Regions from separate parts of the Mus musculus genome. Here all the other regions are linked to region 1. Evidence: chromatin loops called from intact Hi-C (ENCODE). Cell type or tissue: heart. All regions are shown on one strand.

Evidence for each region. Hi-C counts contacts between places; a loop is a spot of excess contacts. Peaks named below come from ENCODE experiments on the same cell type or tissue, not always from the same donor. Only the 100,000 strongest peaks of a DNase experiment are listed, where the experiment ranks them.
Region 2: a loop joins it to region 1, with 6 times the contacts of the local background. A loop is called at or near these places in 9 of 42 quality-filtered maps.
Region 3: it touches region 1 in a loop (7-fold over the local background); 4 of 42 quality-filtered maps call a loop at or near these places.

What each region holds. Positions count from the first base shown.
Region 1 is chr8:8,988,991-8,996,990 of GRCm38, reverse strand. No RefSeq gene overlaps it. Among named protein-coding and RNA genes, the nearest start is that of 4933430N04Rik, 140 kb to the left of the region's middle. In heart, a CTCF peak has its summit at 4,012 (motif pointing right); DNase peaks (open chromatin) are centred at 2,230, 4,250 and 5,780; H3K4me3 peaks cover 1,327 bases; H3K27ac peaks cover 5,044 bases.
Region 2 is chr8:8,732,914-8,740,913 of GRCm38, reverse strand. All of the region lies in intron 2 of Gm39127 (a long non-coding RNA gene), which reads right to left. Among named protein-coding and RNA genes, the nearest start is that of Gm39127, 14 kb to the right of the region's middle. In heart, a CTCF peak has its summit at 6,886 (motif pointing right); DNase peaks (open chromatin) are centred at 3,403 and 6,913.
Region 3 is chr8:8,768,011-8,776,010 of GRCm38, reverse strand. No RefSeq gene overlaps it. Among named protein-coding and RNA genes, the nearest start is that of Gm39127, 49 kb to the right of the region's middle. In heart, a CTCF peak has its summit at 5,382; a DNase peak (open chromatin) is centred at 3,450; H3K27ac peaks cover 316 bases.

The sequences.
Region 1 (8,000 bases):
ACAAGGCAGTCATAACAACACCGAGTCATAACAAGATAGTCACAGGTTGTCACACAACCTTTTGAAAACAAGGTAGGGTTGGAAGATGGTTATAAACAGCTTTTTGAAACAAAGAAAACAAAACAAAACAAACAAAAAAATCCCATGATTTCGATTTCCATTCCTGGGACAGGCAATACAGAACATTGTAGGTAAGGTCATAGGTGTGGCATAGCCCAATCCTTGAGAAACAGAGGTATAGCATAACAAGCACAAACAGGGATAAGCTTAGCTTGTTGTTACTGTAGGATGGCTTCTAAGCCTAAGAGAGAGGCAGGCTGGTTTTTCAGCTTCTCATTAAGAGAATCAGTATTGTGTTCCCAGCATCCATTATCAGAATCCAACTAACTGCACCTCCAAGGAGATCTAATACCTTCTCTGACCTCAGTAGGCACCTGCACATACATGGGGTACATTTTCACACACACACACACAGACAGAGGAATGCAAGGGTAAACAAAGGTAAATCTTTACAACCATGTCTTTAAAAAGAAAAGAAGGATACAGACAACACCAGGAAATGCCCCTTAGAGACAAATGACCTGTTCTCTGGCCTTCTCCATGGTCTGCCTGCTTCTGCTATGATTCAAAGCAACTCTGAGGTAGCTCGCAGCCCCTTCTGGGAGACAGAATTAGTGTCTTGTCTATGAATATTTCCATTTTGCTGTGAAGCAGAACTTACCTGCACATCCCCTAGAACCTGGTCAAGTCAAACTGAATCCACCGTATGTATTCACTAAGAAGGAAATGCCTGCTCCCCTAAGAGGGAAACCATCTATTTGGTGGCTTCTTCCCAAGACAAAAGTGGGTCTCAAATACCACCCGTTTCCAAGCGAGTCAAAGAGCAACTCAAGGTTCTCTAATGTATACAGATCTGAAAGCCTGTCTGAGATCCCACCGGTTCTAGACAGTTTAAACCTCCAAGATGGTTCACAGAAACTCAGCAAAAGTTGTGAGTGCCCCCCCACCCCCGTGAGTGCCACCCCTGCGGAGGTAAACAAGTGGGATCTATATTTTCAACTGATCTGAACCTGAATCTCCCTGGGTCTCTGTCAATAGCAAGGATTCTTGCTGGGCAACTGCAACCTTCAGCAGAAGCTACGTCCCTGGCCTCAGGATGTATTCTCAGATGCCCAAGCTGGGTTCTCCTTGATGGAGTCCTTAGAACAAATGCTCTCTCTTCCTCCCATCCCCGCAAACCCCTGCACTTCAATCAGAGGAACCAGGAGACTCCAAAGTGCCTTTCACACACCAGCGCCTCGGTGGACTGAGCCTGTGGTTGGAACTCTTTCATCTGCCCGCCTCCTGGAGGAGATTCTCTAATTGATAATGAATTCCTAGGGGGGTGGGGGTGGGGGATACGTGATTTCAGGCTGTAAATTAATAACTCCTTCCAAAGCATAGCACCCAGTTTTTAAAAATAATATTATCTACTACATGGTATGGGTAAATTTTCACAGTAAACTATTCCTAAGAAAGCAAATTTATGATAAGAAAAATTATAATGATTTTTAGTTTGATAGTGCATACTCGAGCAAGTCAATAATTGTAGCGACCTACTTTTCTAAAATATGAAAACCCCACATGTGTTGTCTCAGGCAATTTGTTGAGTTTCAAATTATTTCAAACTGGGAGCCTATATGTAGGGCAGGTGTCTCTTAAATCCCAAATCATGGGTTGCGTGCTGATGCTTGCCTTCAAAGCTTGGGGGTATTTAGGAAAAAAAAATAGTAACAGCAGTGTTGAGAGGAGGGAGGGAGAGAGGAAGAGAGGGAAAGCCGGGAACTGAGGAGAGAAGATGTGGAGGAGGGAGAGGAGGGCAGAGCGGAAGGAGTTAGAGTGGGGGAAGGGAGGCGGAGCAAGGAACAGATTCATTTCCTGGACCACCTTAAAAGCGTTCTTGGTGTTTTAAGCAACCCACAGGCAAGATCCCGGTTAAAGACTGGTGCTAAATCTTTGAATCAATTAATCAGGAGCCTGCGCAGAGCCACCCTACCCAGCTGCATGGACGGCCCGCAACTCCGGGCTGGGGATTCACCAGTTTGCCTCTGTGGCTGCCCTATTGTCGCGCTTGAAAAGAACATTCCCACAGTGCTGGCTCTAAAAACAATAAACATCGTATGTAAAAAGAAATGACATAACCTTGGCACTGATAAGGAGCGTTTCCCAGGGCTGCGGGGACTGTCTCGGGAGGGGCGACAGGCCACCCCCACTCTGGGGCCTGGGAGGAAGTGTCCAAGGAGGCCTGCTGGGGCCCTTGGGCTGTCCCAGCACAAAGAGCTAGGAGTGGGCAGGTCCCTCCCAGCCTCTGGAAAATCAATCTAAGGAAGTCTGATGCCATGGAACGGTTTCCTGTCCACTGTGTGGGAAATCTAGCTGAGTGCAAGCGCTGGTAACAATGGGACAATATATTATAATAAACAGGAAAAATAGCATTGGCCACGGAAATCAATAGCCTGAGTTCACCAGGCATTCATAAGATTGACAAGTGAATAAATTAAAACCAAAAGGTTAGCACACTGAAAGAGAAGTTAATTTTATGTCCGCCCTGGAGCCCCCTCTTTTGAGGCGCAAATTAAGACTGTGTATAATAAAATGAACATAAAGTCTCGAATTTAAAATAAAGCCTTCCTTAGGACTTACATGGTTAGACAAGCAGAGATTCCTTTACAGGCTCCCCCATGCATGGGTAGTCTCAGTCAGGCTGCATTTGCAACCCCCTCCACAGCGTGACCAAAGACTTATTTAAAGAAATTTCTTGCTTTAAATAAACCTGCTCTCAGCAGCCAACTGTTCCTCCAGGAAGTGATGGGACACCCCAATTCACTGTAGAGGCTTACCCAAGCAGAACCGAATGGAGCAGCCTGCACGCTGCTCTTTAATTTAAAGGAGAGAGGAAAAAGCCACTCGAGGCTCCTCCAAACCCCCAAATAATTATAAACAAGAGAACGTAACTGACTCTAGAGCCCACCTGGGTTAAACAAACAGATCAGCTCACAGTCTTCTGGCTTTGTAGCAGCTTCCCTTTCTTAAAAATGTTTTTAAGTTTGGGCTGTCTCTTAAGCCATAAAACTGCTTTAATTAGAATTCACCCGTGAGCATGGCTTGTGATAAAGTGTTCAATGTACCAAATTCCTTCTGATTACTAATAAAGACACAGCCTTGTTGGGCTGGTGGAGCCACGGGCTGAGGGTTTTTGAGACAATTAATTCTCATCCGGGTTCTGCAGCTGAGTTTCACTACAGGTTTGTTTCTCTAAGTGTGGATCTACCCCAGTTTCTGAGCATTTGTTTGATCATATCAGAGTGCAGTAAACAAGTCTCTGGCGGCAGGTGAGCTATTCCATGGACTATCAAGTTTGACTCAAAAACCGCGGGGAAGTTTTGCTGGGCTTTGAAGATGCTCTGGGGTCATCCCTGGTTTCTCCTGTTTTGTTTGACTGTAGCAGTTTCTGCCCAGGGAGGAGCACTGATGGAATCTATTGTTTAGGGAGTTTGAATGGTTTAGTCTTCAGTATATATTAACTAACCAAGGAGGTGCTGGACACATGACGGTGGATTTATGAAACTGTCCACCTGGGAGCTCATTAAAGCATAAATTCAGGACAGCCAGAGTTTATCTAAAATAACCCCCCTGCTATGTTTTAGGAGGTTGTGGGGAGGTTTATAAATAGCTGACTAGAATCCTTTGATCAGTTTATTATATATAATAAATCCCTAAAATTTTAGAGGGGTGGTGAGAATTTGGGGTTGCTGTTGTACATGTTTTGAGGAGTTTGCCAAGGAGGAGCTAAAAAGTCTAATTAATTAATTAATTTTATTTATTTACTTATTATTCATTTATTATAAACTCAGTAAGCTTATATTTAAGGGAATTCACATGTGACTTCTTCATTGCCCATGAGGGTTATTTATTAAATTAACTCGTTTTTCATTCTATCCTTTGCAGCTGATGAAAGAGAAGGGAAGTATCTGCCATCGCCAGCAGAGGGCAGTAGATCCCAGGGAAATTTCTGCTTACTTAAAAGCTAAAGCTTGCTTTAGTAGGCACAAAAAAAAAAAAAAAAAAAAAAAAGTCCTACCGTGAAAGCTTTTGCCAACATTCTGGCGTCAAAACGCAGGAAGACCTCAGCACTTCCTGGAAAATCCACTCTGTTGTGAACCTTCCCACCCAGGACTCCATATTGTCTAAAGCAGCCAGAAATAGAAATTGACTTCCCCTCCTAGCTCTTGGTTTAATTTAGCATCAACCCACCAAGCAGCAGAAAGGGCTGGGGCTGTATTCTGAAAAAGCACAGGGCGCTTTTGCTCAGTGTTAACAGGCATCATCAGGGCCTGATGTCAGCCAGGCCTGCAGTCAGCAGCCAACAGGAGTATAGCACCTTGGGCTTTGTGTCCGCATCCCCGCGGGAAGCTGACCCTGTTCCCTCCCACAGCAGCATTCTTTCCCTATGGCCTTCTCTGTCCGGGTTTTCGCTGTACATCTGACATCGTGGAAACCTTCTGCCTGATCACCCAGGGCTGAAGGAAACATAAATGCAAGCAAGGCTTCAGGTTCACCCTTGGACCTCAGGTTCTCCTATGAACTTTAACGGAGATGCTGGGTTAGGAAAACATTCTTTCTTAGGGCACAGCCCTTGATTCCCCTGTCTCTTGCAATGGGCAAGGGACGTTTATGAGGGCCTGCCTTGTCTTCCATACTCAGCTCTCCCATGACCTTCCCCTTCACAAATCACAACTGCAAGTCACTGTCCCCACCCCCACCCCTGACTTTTCGTGCCTCTGCTTCTGTCCTTGTTTATGAGTCTCACTTCTTACTGCTCCGGATTTTTCCTTGGTTCGGACTCTTCCAAGGAGAGCGAATCTAAGGGTAAAGGGCAAGGACTAACGTGAGCACCTTGAGCACCGGGAGGGTGTCGTGAAACAAAGGCAGCTGTGCCTTATGTAACTGCAGTCAATCAAATTGACTTCGGTGAGTAGGACTGGGGTAATTTCAGTAATGAGTGGGCTTGCTTTTTAAAAATTCATTGTATTATGAAAAGGAGGGGGGAAAAAACGAGTTTCTGAGTAGCTACCTCTCCCGCTGAAGTCGACATGAACTCTAAGGATTTAAAAGTCTTGTCCTTCTTTTAAAAAAAAAAAAGGATGGCACTTTTGGCTTTAAATGTGTCTTTGGGGTTGTATGTTGGTTTGAACTGAGGGACAACACGAAGCCAGCATTTTCAAATATTCCCAATCAAAGCAGAATAAGAACTCATGTTCTTCAAAGAAATGTTGTGTTGTCATTCTGGTAATGCCTATTTACTTTTAAAGGGAAGAAATTAAAACTAAATAAGGGTCATGCAGTCTCTAAGAGCTACACAAACTCAAACTGTCCAACAAGCAGGATTTCTGGCCCCTACTCCAAAACACTTGGCATCTTTCAGCAAGGTCTCACCCCAGATGAAGACTTCCTGTTTCCCTGAACAAAGGACCTTGGGTGATGATCACCTGGTGGCTGTGTCGGCTTTTGAAAGTCACTGTCAACATTTTCTCTGCTGGTCAGAATCCAGAGGATGCCTGTGTGGGCTTGTTCTGTTTTTCGTGTCCCCAGGCTGTAATTATTTCCACTGATCTCAGGGAGCACACACTAGTTCTCAACCCTCACAGGGGTTTATGGGCCGGGGCCGTAGGAAGTGTCTGGCTGTGACTCAAAAACTTGACCTTCAGGCCAGACTCTGAGAGACGCGCAGCCAAGGAGGCCTGCGCAAGCCCTCATCTTCCATTTCCTAAATAAGCAAGCCTGAAGCTGGAGATGTCTCCCAAAGAGGCTGACTCTCGCCAGATGGTAGGATGGCTGGCCCATGCACCCTTGTCCTAAGCCCAAATTTGTTCATCTTCATTTTCATTGGTCAAGATTTTAACATCTGGGCACCGGATAGAAAAATACACCAGCATTCCTCTGCAGAAGTATGCAAAGAATGAAGCCAAGTCGTCTTGAACCTTCTCCAGGCTAAACAGTCGTGGCTCTCTGTGTCTATGGTGTCATAGCCTACCCCCTGGCTTTGCCAAGGCCATATAGCTCACTCACTAAGTTCTTCGTAACCCACAGCTCTGGGAATTGAGCAGTGTGTTCCATGTGGCCTGGCTAACATGGGCTGATGATGCTGGCTCACCTGTGTCAGCAATGCTAAACCATTTCTGTACACCCCAATGACTTTGAGCAACGGGCTAAAAATAGACACATCTAAGCCCTTTTCTTAGAAACGCATGTTTCTAATGACCCAGAAAACTGCTTTTTAAATAAGCAAACTAACAGGGCCAACGCTGGGCATTTTGAGGAGTTTCTTTAGAGGTCTGGTTCTCATGTGGCATTCATTCTATTTCTTTGGTTCTAGTGTGCTTTAAGACCCATACTGATGTTGATCAACTTGAACATCTCACAAAGACCCTACTAGATACCCCTAACTACAGATACTCAAGTTTAAGTCTAAATCAAAAAATGTTACATTTACTCCTGACAGGTGAAATATAGGTGACCCATTAAATCTGAAGGCTAACACATACACACACACACACACACACACACACTAAGTGAGACTTATTTACATGAAAAAAAAATTATTTAGTGCCTCTCCAAAGCTCAGATGTAACTCTTTGCCCATATTTACCAACTTCAGCAACCCTGCCCTATGGAAATGTCTGGATCTGATTGGTTTTTCTAATCAGGCTTTTCTATGGCCAAGATGTGTTGCGCGCGCTCAACTGGCCAGGAAGAACGACGCTGCTACAGGATCCTTCTGCACACGTTTATTCAGTCCTGTTTCTTCTTTCTCTATATTTCCCTTGTTTATATCTCCCTTGTTTTTATATCTCCCTTGTTTATATCTCCCCCGAACCCTGGGCCTCTCACTCCTTTTATACTCTCTCTCACCGCAGGCCACGCCCCCTCGCCAGTCACGAGGCTTCAGCTAATCAGGGCAGCAGGGGCAAATCTCCACCAAATTGGATTCACCTGTGTCCTGGTACACCTGCGCAGCACTCAAGATGTTTGTGTCTTATATGAGGAAGTCAGGTGCAAGTCATATGACTTAGCTGCAGTCCCTGGCGCCTTTGGGACTACCGCCACACCCGCTCCCCACAAAGATGCACCTGGGATCTGTCCTGGGGTCTGTCCTGGGACTGTCCTGGGTCTGTCCTCAAGTGTTCTTGTCTCCTGCACCTACTGCTTCTATCCCTGAACATCAAGGAAGTTCCTGTCCCGATTATTCCCAAGGACACAACTCAGGTTGCTGTTTTTATTTTTGTAATTAAAACAACAACAGCCACAACCTTGGAGACTGTATGTCCCTGAGGTGATTCTGCACACAATCTCCATCTTTCTTTATTATGTATAACCTCCCCCCAAATCTATGAACCCTGCCATTTTTTTCCAGCTGTAACAGAAAGCATAAATATAGACTTAAAAAACCTGGGTTTAAACACTGGACCTACTACCATTTACCAGCCATACAACTTCAGACAAATAAAGAGATATCCTGAGCCTCAGTCGTCTCATTTGTAATATGGAGATACTTAGGGACATTACAAGAGGTTAATGAAATAAAAAATATAAGTTCTAAGAGCTTATATTTAATAATTAATAATTCCTTTAAAATGTCTTCATTCATGAATTTTTTAACTCCTTATAAGAGCTTCAAATTCAAACTGGCAAGAATGGGGATAGATTGCTTCTCGTTTCTCTTTAAGTCCATCACAGGCATAAAAAGAAATAAATCCATAGCAATAAAGAAAGCAAAGGAAGTCATCAGAGACGTGAGTTACTGGAAGACAGCAAGCCAAGTCTGTAGGTGTAGGAGCAGAGGCCCAAGAACAACTCACAGCACAGAGCTATGACGGGGCTTCAGGAAAAAGGGGCACCGCCACACAAAAGGCTGCAGGGTAACAGGGAGGTGCAGGTTTGTAGAGAGTGAGGGAAAAGAA
Region 2 (8,000 bases), 260 kb after region 1:
ATGAAATTACAAAACTCACAAAAATAACTGCGGCCATTGATTCTCCCTGGGGTTCGACTGGTTATAGGGTACCCAGATTGCACTTCCTGGGTATGGCTACGCCATTTCCAGAGTAGGCTGACATTTGAGCATGAGGGCTCAGTAATGCAAGGGGCACTAATGCATGTGTATGGGCATCGTCTGATTGTTGGAGGACCTGGAGAGAGCAGAGGCAGAGGAAAGCGAGACAGCCCTTTAGTCAGTCTCCCTTGAACTTCGAGGTGAGGCATCTCATCGAGTGCCCCACTTGGACCTAGGGTCAACACTCTCCCACCTTGTTATCAAGCTTCCAGGTATGACATGGGTCACACAGCTTTCATTGTTCCTCAGGTTGAACTTGGTGGGCAGGGGATGTCTCTGTCTCCATAATCACATGAACCAATCAGTGCTCCATCCTGTCCTCCTTCACATGCTTGAAAACATAGATGGATCTCCTATTGGCTGTCTTTTTCTGGAGACCCATGACTAGGACTGTAACTCACATAGTTGTTTTAAGTGACCATGCATGATCTGTGCAGATCTGTCGTCTCAGTTACTTAGAAGGCTGAGGCAGGGAAATCACATGTTCAAGTCCTGTCTGGTTTGCACAGGAGTTCAAAGGGAGCACAGGCAACTTAAAAAGACTGTCCCAAAATCACAAGGGAAGGGGGATCTGGGGACATGGCTCCGCGGTAGAGCACTTGCCTAAAACATGTGCACTGGGCTCACTCTTGTTACTACAGAGAATAAAATAAGAGAAACTAAAAGGATCTCAGACCCTTGTAAAGTTATTTTAAAAATCCCCCAACATTTTGCTGAGAAGACAAAAAGCTCTGTCCCCTCATTCCTGCCACTTTCTGTTCTACAGCCCCCAGGAAAGGAGGGCAAAATGTTATAAGAAGGTATGGTGGTTTGAATAAGAATGGCCCCCAAAGTCTCATAGATTTGAATGCTTGGTCACCACGGAGGGGCACTATTACGAGGTGTGTCCTTGTGGGAAGAACTGTGACTCTGGGGGACAGGTTTTGGGTTTCAAATGTTCAAAACGGTCTCAGCGTCTCTCTCTTCCTGCTGCCTGTGGATCTGGATGTAGAACCCTTGGTTCTTCTCCAGCGCCATGTCTGCCTTTGTACCACCATGCTTACCACTATAATGATAATGTACTAAACCTATGAACCTATATGCTACCTCAATTAAATGAATTCTTTTATAAGAGTCATGGTGTCTCTTCATAGTAACAGAAGCCCTAAACATCATAGAAGTTAGTACTAGGGACTGGAGTATTGCTGTGATAGGCCTGACCATGCTTTTGTTTGAAGGAATGTGGATTTGGGGTTTGGAAAGCAGTTGAATGCTTTAAGTGGGGTTTAATGGATCATACTCATAGGAGCATGTAAGACAGTGGTACTGGGGGTGATCTGAAGTGTAGGGGGCATGAGTCAAGAGGTAACAGAGGAGAAGAATATTAATATGTGGCCTAGAGACCTTTCTTGTGATATTTTGGTGATATTTATATGGCGGCTTTCTGTCATTGTCCAAAAAATATCTGCCCGAGGATAAATTGAAGACTTACAGATTAACAGCTTTGGCAAAGGAGATTTCCATACAGCCCAGTATTAACTGTGTCGCTTGGTTATTAGTAGGACATGGATGCAGATCTACAATGAAAAGGAGCAATCTGAACAAAGTGTACAGTTTGAGGAGAAAAGAAACACTGGGGGAAAGTCTACAGAAAAGCCTGATGCTAAATGGAACAAAGGGAGTGGTGACCTCAGGGCAAGACCCCACACAGCTAAGCTTCCAACATATATATATACACTACCTTGGTGGTGCACGCCTTTAGCCCCAGCATTATGGAGGCTGGAGTAGGCAGATCTCTGAGTTTGAGGCCAGCCTGGGCCACAGATCAAGTTCTAGGACAGCCAAGCTTAGGTAGTAAAGGAAACGATTGAAAATAGGAAGCTGGTGAAAATGCATTTAAATAAAGTGACCTTTTTCCACATGGTACTGGCTTTAGAGTCAAGGATACAAGAGAGGGGTTATGGAATCTCTGGAAACCAGAGACCAGGTGCGTAGCAGGGATATCCCTTCATGGAAGCCCAGAGAGACCTTCTCCTGAAGCTGTGAAGAAGAAGCCTGCATTGCCGTGGAGACCTCTCAATGTTAGAGACACCAGAGCCCTGGGATATGGACTCAGAATATCTGCCAACAGGGAGTGGAAACAGCCCAGGAGAAAGAAGTGTGGTGCAGTCAATAAAGCTGAAAGAAGTTGGAAACCTGAAGAGCACTTTGACATCAGACATGGAGGTGCAGAGTTTAGAGTTTGCCCGGCTGGTTTTCAGTCTTGCCTTGGTCTAGTATTTCCTCGTATCTTTCTTTCCCTCCCTTTTGGAATTGGCATGTATATCCTGCGCCATTGTATGTTACAAGTATGTGATCTGCTTTTTCATTTTGATTTTACAGATGGTTATAGTTAAGAGACTGCCATGAATCTCAGAAAAGACTTTGAACTTTGGACTTTTGAACAATGTTGAGACTATTATAGACTATGGGGACTTTTGAAGTTGGACTAAATGCATTTCTGCATTATGATATTTCTACAAGCCTTTGAGAGCCAGGGAGTGGAATGTGATTATTTGAATAGGAATGGTCCCCCATAGGCTCAGTGATTTGGATCCTTGGTTATCAGAGAATGGCACAACTGGGAGGTGTGGCTTTGTCCGAGAAAGTGTGTCACTGGTTTCGAGGTTTCACAAATAGTCAAGCCAGCCCCAGTGTGATTCTCTCTTCCTGCTGCCTTCAGGTCCAGATGTAGAACTCTCTGCTCCCTTTTCAATGCCTCATCTGCCTGCACGCCACCATGCTTCCCATCATGATAATGGACTAAACCTCTGAACTTGTAAGTCAGCCCCAATTTGTGCTTTCTTTTTAAGAGAACCAAGCTCCGTTCAGTGGTTAGGTCTAGGGGAGAAGCTCCCACATTCTGTAGCAGACAACACCTCTAAGAAAAGATAGGAGATGTGCGAGGTAAGACAAAGCTAACGAGAGAGAAAGAAGTGGAGAGCCCCAAGCTTCAACAGACAAGAATGGATGAGTATACAGAGCCAGACCATAGGTAAAGATGCAGAAGGTCCTGTGCTGCTGGCTTTCTGTACTTTGCTGGGCTGTGCTCTGACCATACCTTCCCAACTCCCCAGAACCCTGAATGGTCAGGTCAGGCCCACAATCACCATTTCACAGCAAAGGAGACCAAGGGTCAAAGAGACTTGCTTTGTCTCCCCAGCTTCACCCTCCTGCTCTGTCTTACTGCCTTCCTTCTGTGAGCCGAATTGTTGTGGAGTAGGAAAAGCGCTCTCATGAACCACAGGCACACAGCTAAGAACAATGGGTGGAAGCTGAGCTAAGCCAGATCTCAGCCCCACATCAAGAAGAACTCCAGTGCCAAGGCTGTGTCCAGACAGAAGGTACTGCCTTTGGAAACTGAGTTTCCCATGGCCAGAGACATTTGAGCACAGTTGGGCGGGGGGAGTGGGGGGGGAGCTGGAAAGGATAGTGGACTAACAAAAACCCAATGGATCAGATGCCTTTTTGGCTCCTCCCCACACACTCATCATCTTAAAATCATTTTCCAAACTCAGAGGAGAAAGGCTCGTCCTTACCCCCACAACATTTCCTTCCAGCAACCAAACAGGACACTACAGAAAAGAGCTGTCCCAAGAGTGAGCTTAGCCCTTCCCATGAGGGAAGCTGACTCCAGCATCTTGGTACAAGGATGTCTCAGCTAGGAAGTGTCCAGAGCCTCCATACTCCGCAGCATACAACTGGCAGCCTCTTCTGCCTGTACGACCATGCAGTAGGGGGTGGTAACCCAATACCTTACAAAAAACCAGCAGAATGAAATATAAACTACAAACCAGCACAGCTTCCCTGACACGACATTTTGCAGAGAAAGCCGGTGGCGCGAGTGTTTAAGCGCCTCACAACGTCTACATTGTACTGTGGAGTTATTTTTAATGAAGCTGTTATTATGCCACAAAAATGCAATAAAACATCTGAAACCTGAAGTTTCCTATTTTTATCGACTCCTGTAAAAACTTCCAAAAAAGTAAAAAAGATTTGTTTTCAAATGTATACGGGAATAATTGGATAGAGAGTTTCCAAGCCAACTTTCCACTTGCAGTGAAATCTAGAGAGTATTGTTTCATAAGCCACCAAAAATATGAAGGACAGATGAAATATTATGGAATATTAAACTAATCAAATATAACATACCTTAGAAGGAGCCACTGGTTCACTATCCCCTGGTGTAGGTCAGCACAGAGGTCTCTTTTATACAATAATATAGTGTTCACAAATAATCAGGTTTTACCTGAGTAGTGAAGTACTTCTGGATAGAAAAGCTGTCTATGTGAAATTCTGAACATGAACCCAGAGTGTGAAGGGCTGGTTCTCTACTGACCAGTCCAGAAGCATCGCATTGTTCTGAGCGGTTCACAGAGACAATCGACTGGCGCCTTGACTTCTCTCTCCCCAGGACAAATCTCAGCTGACCCTTGCTGTAAGCTCGGGAAACTATCATGCAAAAATGCACAACCGTGAGGGTTGAGCAAATGAACGCCGGTGCACAGAGTTTGTATGCAGTGGCATTTGCCACAGAAACTTCTGCAAGCCGACCAGATCTTACCATGTCCTTAAAGGTGCAGCTGCACAGTAAGGCCTCTCCCGGGTTACGATTTCAGATTCAATTTTCAACTCTCACGTTTCTTCAAAACATCCTTAAACTCGGGGACAGCTGGACTCCAAACCCACTTCTTCACTCTGCAGATGTCTTTTCCAGAACATTCATTTCAGTTGGAGGATCCAGTGCAAGCTTTCCCATAAGCAACTTCCAACACGAAGTTCAGAGTGCCTGCCTGCCTGCCATCTGGCTCTGCCAGCAAGAAGTGTTTTCTGGATCACAGCTGACCATCCCCCAGACTAGACTTACAATCTTTCCAAAGATGCCATCAGTCTCCTCTTTCATTCCAAATGGATGGAATTGTAGATGGACTGCTAACCAGAGGTGACCGGTTTGGAGTCGTACTTTGTCTGCTTAAGCTGATTTTAAATAGCTTGGGAGCTGGAATCACTTAAGAGTATCACTGCCCTTGGAAACCAACCCAGGATTTGGCTTTTGCTGTGTGACAACTGCTTCTTTTTCAAAAATATTCTTGGGAACTCCGTGTAACAGAAGCAGCCTCGGTTTCAGCTGGTTGTTGGAAGCCTGATGTTGACAGGCCGACCTAGAACTGGTTCATTTCCTGTCTCTAGGCAGCAGTTCCAGCCATAGAGGTCTACGCTAACATTCTCCAAATGACCACATTGAGCATGAAAAAAGCAATATATCAGGGAGGTACCCCAAGGCCTGGGCTGTGCGTATTCATGAGAATGAGAAGAGGTTTTAGTCTGGGTGCTTTTTATTATTATTATTATTATTATTATTATTATTATTATCATCCTTGGTCACTGTCAGATTAATGCACAGTATATTGACCAAAAAAAAAAAAATCAAGGCTGTGTAGCCTGAGATCTCTTTAGTGCTCTCTCCCACGGCAGAAATGTTTCAGGTGATGGTTTTGAGACACATCGTAAGCCACACGAGAAGAGATTCTTATAAAAACCTGCCCGTCTTTGCTCTTTATTGTGTAGAAACGGGTGAAACCAGCACCCATGTTGGCAGTAGATAATATTCTCATCTTTACCACACAAACTAGTAGAAACCGAGGACATTCCGATGCCAACTCATTAGCACAGAATTGAGCTTTGAGTTCTGAAAGATACTATGAAACTATGCAACCAAGTCAAGATTCAGGACAGGACCTGAATCGTCTGAGCCATACAACAATGGCAGTCTGTTCATGTTGCTGAGTGCTCGAGTGTGGGTGATCTATCCCTCTGTCCTGGGAGGCCATGGCTTCACCTCGGTACACACTCTCTGTATGTGAACACCTGGATGCATGCCCAATACACTCATGTGCCAGGGTGCACTTGTGCTGGCCTTAGAATGTCACAGTGCAAGATGGGCTAGCTTTTGTGTCTCTGCCTTGGCATTCCCATAAAGCCCACTCCTGTCCATGATGTTGTCAAGATGAGTTAAAATATTCCCATCTGCTACAGGAAATACAGAAGGAATGTGTGTTTTGGTGCCTGACCTCAACTACCACCACTCCTCGGACAGAAATCTTCCAACGGACTCCCAAAATACAATTTCAAAAAGCTGTGTCTGAAAAACAGCGGGACAAGTTCCCTGTTCAAACCCTTGACCACCTCCAAGACCCTTGGTACTCTGCCCCACTATCCTGGCTCTGCCCAGCACTGCTCGCACCTCTCCCCGGTGGCTCAGAGTTAAGCTTATAGAGAAAGAATTTATAAGTAATTGACTGAGGTCATCTGCCTCTCAGCGTGAACATGTGACGTCAGCCCAGGATCACATGAAACTTTGGTTGCAGGAAAAGCTTCCAAGCCCTCTTTGCTTCACAACTGCTCACCCCACTGTTTGCAAGATATAACTACCAATCAGATGTACCAGTTAAATACGCGAGTTTCACTCAAATTGCTACAACCAATGTATTTTATAGCATTCTGCTTCATTTATATCACAATTCCAATACAATGAAATTATCTTATTTCTTTTTCATCAATCAATTTTTGTGAATAATAACAGAACATATCTTGCAGTTTCTGGGCTGACATTCTAGTGGTTAACACAACAGTTTTACATCCTCTGACTTACGAGTCCTTTCCTTCTCTACCTGAAGTCGTATCTTTTCAGTTGTATTTGAACTGCAGCTTTTGTGACCCCGGTGTCAGTGCATGGTTTGCCTTGTTCACCACTAGGGGGAGCTTAGCCTAATATCAGTGATCCAAGGTGCAAGATGGGGAGAGAGGGAGGGTAGAAGCCTGTGAGGACAGCAGGTGAGCTTTGCTGGACATCGGGGCTCTTTAAAGGGTTCAAGATAACAATGACATGGTTGTCTGATAAAGAAATCACACCCTGGTGAAAGCCTGCCATAGTGAGAAGCTTCCTTCTTCTGAGATGAGCAAGAGGAATGTTCCACTCCTGCATTGCCTCTTAGGAGTGAAGGGGTTTGTGTGTGTGTGTGTGTGTGTGTGTGTGTTCACGCACACCTGCCTGCCTGCCTATCTATCTATCTATCTATTTATCTATCTATCTGTTCGTCTGTCTGTACGTACCTATGTAGGTAGGTAGCTGGGTATGTATGTATGTATGTAGCTGCTACCCAAGGGATTTGTGCACACTAAGCACATGCTATACCTCCTGCTACAGGAGAGAGATAAAGAAACAACCATCTTCAACAAGTAACACAATCATAAGCATACACCTTGTTTCCCTATTTAACAAAACCACTGCTTGCAACACATATTCCCTCATAACTACAGGGACAAGACTCTGTGTGTGTCCATAAAGTCCCAGGGGCAGACCTGGGGAGTGGGCAGTACCAGAAGTCCCAGCAGCAGAGCTCTTCACCCAGGAGTCATGTCACTGCTCCTGTGCCTTAGGAATAGGGCAAAAGTCACTGATGACATGGACTCAGACACCAACAGTGAGCGTGAGGAAGGAAACTAGGTTTTGTCACTTCAGCTTCTGGGTGGTATTGTTCCAGCCAGGAGCATGTCCCCAGAAAGAAAGACATCCAGGAGAAAGGAAGGGGGAGAGAGAAGGAAGCAACAAACAGAAGGGTGACTGCTTACGTTACCAAGCCCAAGGAGCAAGAAAGCACCTCACAGCACTCCATGCCTGGGAACGTTGACATCAGTTCATCCTCGGTCAACAGAGGTGCCACAGTCACTCCCCCAGAAAATACATGTGAGTGCATATCTCCAGCGCTTCTTTTCCAGAGAAACAGACCTCATGGAGTTGGTTGCAGGACAGAGGGAGGAGACAGATTGCCACATGAATCAGTAGGGCTGGAGAAAATGGG
Region 3 (8,000 bases), 220 kb after region 1:
ACACTGTCGTTCCCTGGGCTGCTGGAGTCCTTTCCAGAAAGCCCTTGTTGAAGTCCCTATCTCGATGTATTTTCTCAATGTTTGTCTTTTGACTCTTCCTGAGTTTGCTTTATTTATGAATGTCCACCAATGGCCCTGTACTACTGCAGTCTCTTTCTTCCCAAACCGTGAGCGGATGTGACAGATGAGCTGCTGTGTGTCTCATCTGACCAGTGTCGGCCATCAAGGGTGTGGCTCTCCCCATAGCATGGTGTGGAAAGCTCTTTCACACGGGCAGGTCTAAGAGAAGGTGAGTAAAACGACCTTTGTAGGTGAGTGACTTTGAGGACGACACCTCACCTCTCTGTATTCATTTCCTCTCAGTGGTAGAGAGACAGCAGGCTATTACACCACCCACTCCACCCTGGAGACAAGGACAGACTTCTTCTTCGCCTTTGTGATGACACTTGGGAACCGGATGGCAACTCCTTGTTGCTGTTCTGCCTCCACTGTTAGAGAGCCTGCATCCTGAGGGCAAGAGCAGGATTTGCAGATCTTTATCTATAGACTAGTTTCTAAAACAGGGCTTTGCCCACTGTACCCTGTGGTCATCTTGTGTAAGGTAATATAGACAACCTCTTCTGGTATGCGTTTTTTGGACACCAGCTGTGGTTTAGAGTCCCCTGCTTCCTTCCTCTCAGGGTGTCCAGACACCTCTACACACTGGGCGAGGATGAATCAGAGTCCTGAATAGGTAGAGCACTGAAGATTCCGGTCCCCCTGGGACTGAGTGCTGGAGGGGATGGGGGGTGACCGGGAGAGAAGGCTTTCTTCCAAGATTTTAGTGTTAAGGTCTTTTAGGTGAAGGCCTCTCTGAGGACCTTCAATGAGACAGCTCGCTGAGTTGATCTTAGCTTGTGAGCATATACACTTTATTTAGGGTGAACCAGGGTTAAATATGGACTCTGGAAAGTGGGAAGGAGTTTTCAGGGTAAATGAAAAAAATCAGTGGCTAGAGTTTTAAAGTTCTCTGTATGCCTCATTTGCATGGAGAGGCATTCCAGGAATCTCAGGTACTTACTAGACAGGGTCTTATCAGGAGGAAGGAAGCTGAACCTGTAATCTCGCCAAAGCTATTCGACTTTATGCAGGTAGAGGGAATCTGGATTAGCAGCTCCCCAGACAATGTCAGAAAAGGAAAAGCCCTGCTGATAAAGGGAGTGCCCCATTTAGCACCAAACTCAGAGGACTGTCTGGATAACAGTAGACTTAGGCTTAATTAGCAGGGCCCAACGACCTCTGCTGCAGTTTGGGTGTGAAATGTCACCCAAATGTCAAAGTGGTGGAGCCTGGTCCCTGAGGGTGTTTAGTAAACAATGAGATTTCTAAGAGGTAGGAAGGAAGGGCACAGACGATCAGAAGGGTTAACAGGACTCCAGCCCATTCTCTTTGTTCTCCTGTAGCCTCCTGACTTCCCCCTGCCCGCTCTAACTGCTTTTATATGCTCTCCTGACCCTAGGCACAAAAGCAACAAAGCCAGTTATGGTGGTATGAACAAGAATGGCCTCCATCTGCTCAGATATTTGAAAGTTTGGTTCCCAGTTCATAGTCTGTTTAGGAATTGTGGCCTTGTTGGAGGAGGTGTGCTACTGAGAGTGGGTTTTGAGGTTTCAAATGCCCATGCCAGCCTGGGCTAGTTAATTCTCTGTGCACCACACTGGTCTCTCAGCTATTGCTCCAGCCTCGTGCTGCCTGCTGCTGTCATGCTGTCCACCATCAAGGTCAAGAACTCTAGCCCTCTGGGACCATGAGCCTGAGTTAAATGCTTTCTTTGACACATTGTCTTGGTCACGTTGGCTTCACTGCAATTTCTCCAATAGCAATTAAAAATTAAGATTCCTGCCATCCTAGCATCCTATATCAGTGTGCCTAAGATCTATCTCATCATTGACCCCCACATCAGGTAATTCTCCCCTCGTGGTCCTTCTATCTGTAACAGGCCCATATTTGCTTAAACACCCTGCAAACCCCACACACTGTCATTGTAGCAGCAGCTGCCTACGGATGAGGCCAGTGTGACATTTCTCCCTGAGTTCTCCTGTTCTGCCTGACACACCCAGTGCCCATCTTCATCACCTCCTGATTCCTTAGACTCCTGATTGCTGTTAACAGGTGTCCCCGCCTCCAGACCTTCTCGGCTTTTTCCGCCCCCACGTTTGCTTCCTGCTTCGTAATAAGCCAGAATCTAAGCTCTGCACAGTTATGGAGGAGTTCGGAGGAAGACTGGTGTGCTTCAAGGGGGAGAGTGGGACACCAAGATGGCTTCCATGGTGATTTCTCCAAAGTGAAAATGTTTGGCATGAAAAACAGTGACAGCAAAGGGCCTAAGACACAGATCACCTCCTTCATGGGACAAGGCTCTGTACAATCTACTGTTTATAAATTACTCTTTCAATGAGGGGTGGCACACACCTTTGATCCCAGCACTCTGCTGCCAGAGGCAGGCGATTTCTGAGTTCAAGGCTAGCCTTGTCTACAGCGTTCCAAGACAGCCAGAGCTACACAGGGAAACTCTTGTTTCAAAAACAAAAATAAATAGATTACTCTTTCACCTTCCTTCTGTGAAAGAAGACACTTACAGGGCGAAGAAGGGATATGCCAAGCAGCGTTGTGGGCAGGGGCACTAGTCTGTGAAAAGAAAGCCAGCTCTGGGTTGGGTCAAAGTAGAAAAGTCAGGAGCTGCATAGAGGAATTCGGAGCTGGAGAGAAACTGAGGGGATGTGAGTCAGGTGACTTCTTCCACAATGGACTGAGAGTCAACACAATGGACTGAGAGTCAACTTGTCTCATGAGATGGGAACCATCCAAGCAAGTGTTTGCTCAGTCTACAACTCTGCATTCGGAAGACGTGAGCATCAGGATGAAAAAGAACAACTGTGACAGGGTCGAAATCAGAAAAACTATTATCATTTACGACTCCTGTCTCTTTCTACCTGCACGGTCTACATTCATCTAGCTACATGTACTGTTAAATGTGAGTTCATTACAATATGGTGGAGGAGTAAGAAGAGGAGAAGGAGGAGAACAACAACAATTGGGGGGGGGGATGGTTGGGGGAGGGTGTAGAATCAAGAACTTGAAAACAGCAGAATAAAAAACATAACCCGGTGCAAAAAGTTGAAACCCACCAAGAAACAGACCCAAATACTGTTGAGATCTTCCTTTCAGAGTTTTAGACTTAACTCAGAAATCATGCTGCCAGCAGATTCCAACCCAGTGACGGGACCCACCAGACACACTCCCTGTGCACAGCTGCTGTGTGCGCTGCATCCCAGAAAGTCTTGCCAGCATCTTCCTGGGAAAGGAAAGCTCTAGCTTGGGTTGTTCAAGACATAGGCCGGCAGCTTTCCGCTTCCCACATAGTGGGGAAACAGTTGGATTACACATCAGGATCTGGAGACTCCAAACAATAGGACCAGGAAGCTAATGGGACCAGGACAAGGAAACTGCTATGACTCCACACTCCATAAAATGCAGACTAGCATCAGAGAACAAGTTACCCCTGAAGAAACAGGGCAAGTCAAGCTGATAAAAAAAAAAAACTGACGGGAATACAAGTGCTGTGAGGCGTTGCCAGGGTGGGATAGGACATTTTTCTGTTGAAGAGTAATGTTACTCCCCAGAGCTGCACAGGCAATGTGAAATTAGTGGGAGGAAATGTCATTTATGGTGCCTTTCTGACTATAACTCAATCACTGTGTGCGTAGGTGTTACGGTTTAGTGTAAAGAACGTGTTATCACCTTTTTAAAAAGACCACTGTATGGCTTTCCCTGTACCTTTACGGGGCATAAATAAATGTACATTGCGCGAGTCAAATGACAGAGCCCGCTCGGGGATTGGATTTTTGTTTTCAGCATTGTATAAAATAAACTGTTTTTTCTAACAGATAATTAACATTTCACGGAGTCTGGTTCCCTGGCGGCAATGGGCTCTGGCTGACTCAGGAACCACAATGGCATGGTGACCACCTCCTCTCCCTCACAACCACACAGTGGTTAGCAAAGGCTGAGGCGGAGGTGGCCAATAAAGCTGCAAACCAGACGCCTTCTCTCTGCAGTCTTGGGTCCCCCACTCCCCTTCTCTGTTCTCAAGGTCCACAGTATTCTTGTGTTCACCTTGGCTCCTGACACCACTGTACTCCAAGGCCCTTATTTGCGATAACCCCTGTCATGTACCTGTGAGCATGGCCTACGCAAGAGAATAGCTTTTCAGCCCTTCTCAGAAGTCCTTTGACTTTCTTGGTCTCAATATATCTCAGCTCCCAGGCCATCCCCCTCAATGACCAGGCTTTCCCAACAGCCTTGGTACCTGTCTGGCTTCCTTCTTGCACAGTTGTTTGAGTTCTCCAAATAATCAGATCCCACTCTGAACACAGGCCACTGAATAAGGTGAGTCAAAGATATTTGGGAACAAGAGGACCTCATGAAACTCTCCCAATGTGCGAAAATATGTTAGTAGTGTTAAGAAGCCAGTCCAGCCAGGAAACTCCTCCTGCTATATTGTCCCCCGGCCTGGAGACTCACCCCACTCCCAACATACACACATTCCTTGGACATAGGCTGACACTGGAATAGACCTGGAAGTGTTAAACTGTGATAAACTGATTGCTGAAACCACCACATTCCTGGGATGTGAGGATCCCAGGGAGTGGATGGCAGGCAAGCTTCTGGTGTCCAAGGAAGCATGCACTGTCCCCAGCCTGTCCTCAGCTTGATCTTCCCCAGATCTCCACTGCTTCACCATTCCTTCAGAACCCCCTGAGCTAGGTGTCCTTATATTTGTTCAGCGCCTCCAACACATTCCCCGATATGGTTTGGCCCACAAGGCCAGGACACCTGGATTAGAGAGCAACCTAGAATTTTGTCCTCTTTGATCATGGGCTGCATTCACAAACCAATAGCATGTGCAAAAACAGAGACATCTCCCACCCTGAGTCACTACACGCTAACACCCAGAAAGTGTACCAAAACCCAGATGTGTATGGCTTAGATCAATGCTTTCTAACTTTAGTATGTATCAAAATTTCCTGTGGGTATGGGAGGAGCCTAAAGTAGGGTCCACATTGATGGCTCGTTCCTCCCCCCAGAATGGAATATGGCTCCTAAAAGAAACTGAACCTGGTAGTTTGGTTTCCATCTTTTGATAATGTGTGCCAAGTTCTGTGGCTCCCTGAACTTGAAAGAGAAGATCTTCACACAAACACACACACACACACCTCAAAATGAGTGAGCGTTCACCCTAGAGGGAGATGCTTTCTCAGCAAATGATGTCCAGGGTGAGTTCTCTGACTCCTTTCCTGGCTCAGTAGCTCAGGCCCGACCTACACCAAGTGTCTCTTCTCACCACCAGCAGGGGCAACAGAGCCCACCCTGTTTTCAATGACTCTCTTCCTTTCCGTTGTCATGGCTGTGCAGGCTGCCTGCTCTGCCTGCCTGGAGCTCGGGTCCTTAATCACCAGTCACCACTTGACACCCACAAAGTGTCTCATGGAAGCTAATGCCCATCCGCCCTCGAGAGCACCTGAAATTGATGTCACAGGCACAACCTTCACCCTTTAAGTCGTTCTGCAGCGAACATCGCCACAGCAATAAGAGAAGCGGGTCATACAGGTACTCACCTCTAAAACTGAGGTGGGTACCCCATGAAAATAATGGAGCTTTTCAGCACCTGCAATCGTCTTGGATTCCCTCGGGTCTTATAAAAATCAATAAGATCATTTATGAAAACATGAAGTTTGGCCAGACACATTCTTTGGTTTCTAGACTTTAGTGCATCCACCACTACCACCGTAATTCAAATAAAGTTGCGTCCATAGCTACCATTAGTTACCAAATAACTTGTGACACAGAGGTTTCCACCTAAGCCCTTCTTCTGACACACTGCTGAGGTGTTAAAAAAAAATCTGCAATGAGACTTGACCTTTTAGTTCAATGGTAAGGAGCACACTGATTGATTAGTCATGGAGATGCTTGCCATGGAAAAAGGAGTCTACACACACACACACACACACACACACACACACACACGCTGAGTTCTCCGCTATATAATTGTGTATTTTTTATAGTTACTATTATGGTTTAGATCTGAAATATCCCTCGTGGACTTATATTTAATAGAAACTTAGTCTCCTGCTGCCGGTAGCGTTTGGGAGGACTTGGGGGACTTACGGGGAGGGGTCTCCCTCGCCTTAAATAGATTTCTTGGGTACAGACATTATGGGCTATAACCAGCCCACATTTCAACCAGAGACCCCTTTTTCCCCAGTATCCTCAAGATATAAGAAGCTGCACCCCCAGCTCGTATGTTATGGCTTCACATGCCAGTGGCAAGTCTTTCCCTGCACGGTGCACCATATCCCCAACCAAACGCATTGAGCGTAAAGTCATTACTGCCAGGCTGTTATTTCAGCAGTGAGAAAAAAGAGCCAACGGAGGCATTTACAACTGAAATGGAAGTGGGCACTGCCCCGAAGGTAAGGGGAGACTTTTAGGAAATACAACTCTTCTGAACGCTCTAAAGTCTAATAAAAGACTCCTTGAGCTTGGCCCCAGGTGCAGCCATGGTTGCCAGGGCGTTCTGAAAGACTCGCTGCAAGTCACAACACCTGCTCTCCTTGGAACAAGGCCGGACCTTTGTCCCCGGGAAATGCCGCTCTCCTTTAACATGGTATATGACGTATATGAAGTGAGCAGCCCCAAATATAAAGCGAATCTACAGTAGCGGTCTTCAACTGGGAGTGTTCCAGTGTATGTCTCTGCCACATACCAAAAGCAGCCTGGGGTCGGGTTTATTTGACTTATGTTTCTACATCACAGGCGTTGAGGGAGGCCAGGGCAGGAGCTCAATGCAAAGATGAAGCTGAGACCATGGAGGAATGATACTAACTGGCTTTTTCCTTGGGCTGGCTCCTCCCCCAGCTCGGTCCCACCTGCCTAGGGATGGCAGTGCCCACAGTGGGTTGGACCCTCCGAGGTCAATTACCAACCAAGGAAATGCCACATAGACAAGCCTATGGGCCAATCTGATGAAGGCAATTTCTTGACTGAGGTTCCCTCTTCCCAGGTGACTCTAGTGTATGTCTAGTTAAAAAATAAAAATTAATCAACAGAAAATGGTTTCTTTCCTCACTCCTCCACCCCACCCCGCCATAAGGAACATTTTAAAATGTCCTGGGGTGTTTCCTAAATATGACAACAAGTAGAGAAGCAAGGTATGGACAGGCCAGCTCCCCAACTGTCCAGAGCTACAGGGCTTGCAATGTGAGCAGTACTGAGCTGGGAGACGCTGGTGCAGAGCAATGAAATTCAGGACCTGAATCTGTGATTCATCCACTAACTTCCATAACTCCTCTCACCAAACTGAGAGTGCAGTCCCGCTGCCCCACTCCCCAAGAGGGAAATGACTCTGATTCCTGCCTTAGGCCCGAGAAAAATGCTATCTGTATAATGTCTTCCACAAATTAAGGGGAACTGTGTTTATAAATTCCTACGGCCCCAGTATTTCTGCAAAACCAGATGCATGACAAACGACTTACACCTTCCAATATGAGCGTGACACCTGCAGCTCTGGCAAATTTGTCTCTGTGGCTGGCAGGGTAGCCTGTCATACCCTGACCACAGTGCAGGGAGACTAAACAAGGCTTCCCTTGTACTCCCCGCTCACAAGCGACAAATGATAACTGTCCTTGTCTCCCATTTTTTTAGATCAAGATATTTTTCATGATTTCTGATTCCCCCACCTTTGAGAAAGAAAAACATTGTGCTTAACATGCTACAAAAGTTAGAAAATAAATATTAAAATCTCAGTTCATTTAAAACCTGAAGAAAAAAGAAAAAAAAAGAATTGTGGTATTTTTTTCCTCTCTCTCTCTCCTGATCAAGTAATGAACAAAATCAGCTACAATTGTAGACTTTTAAACATCTTAAACTGCAGCATTTGCTGTAATGGGTCTGTGGTTTTG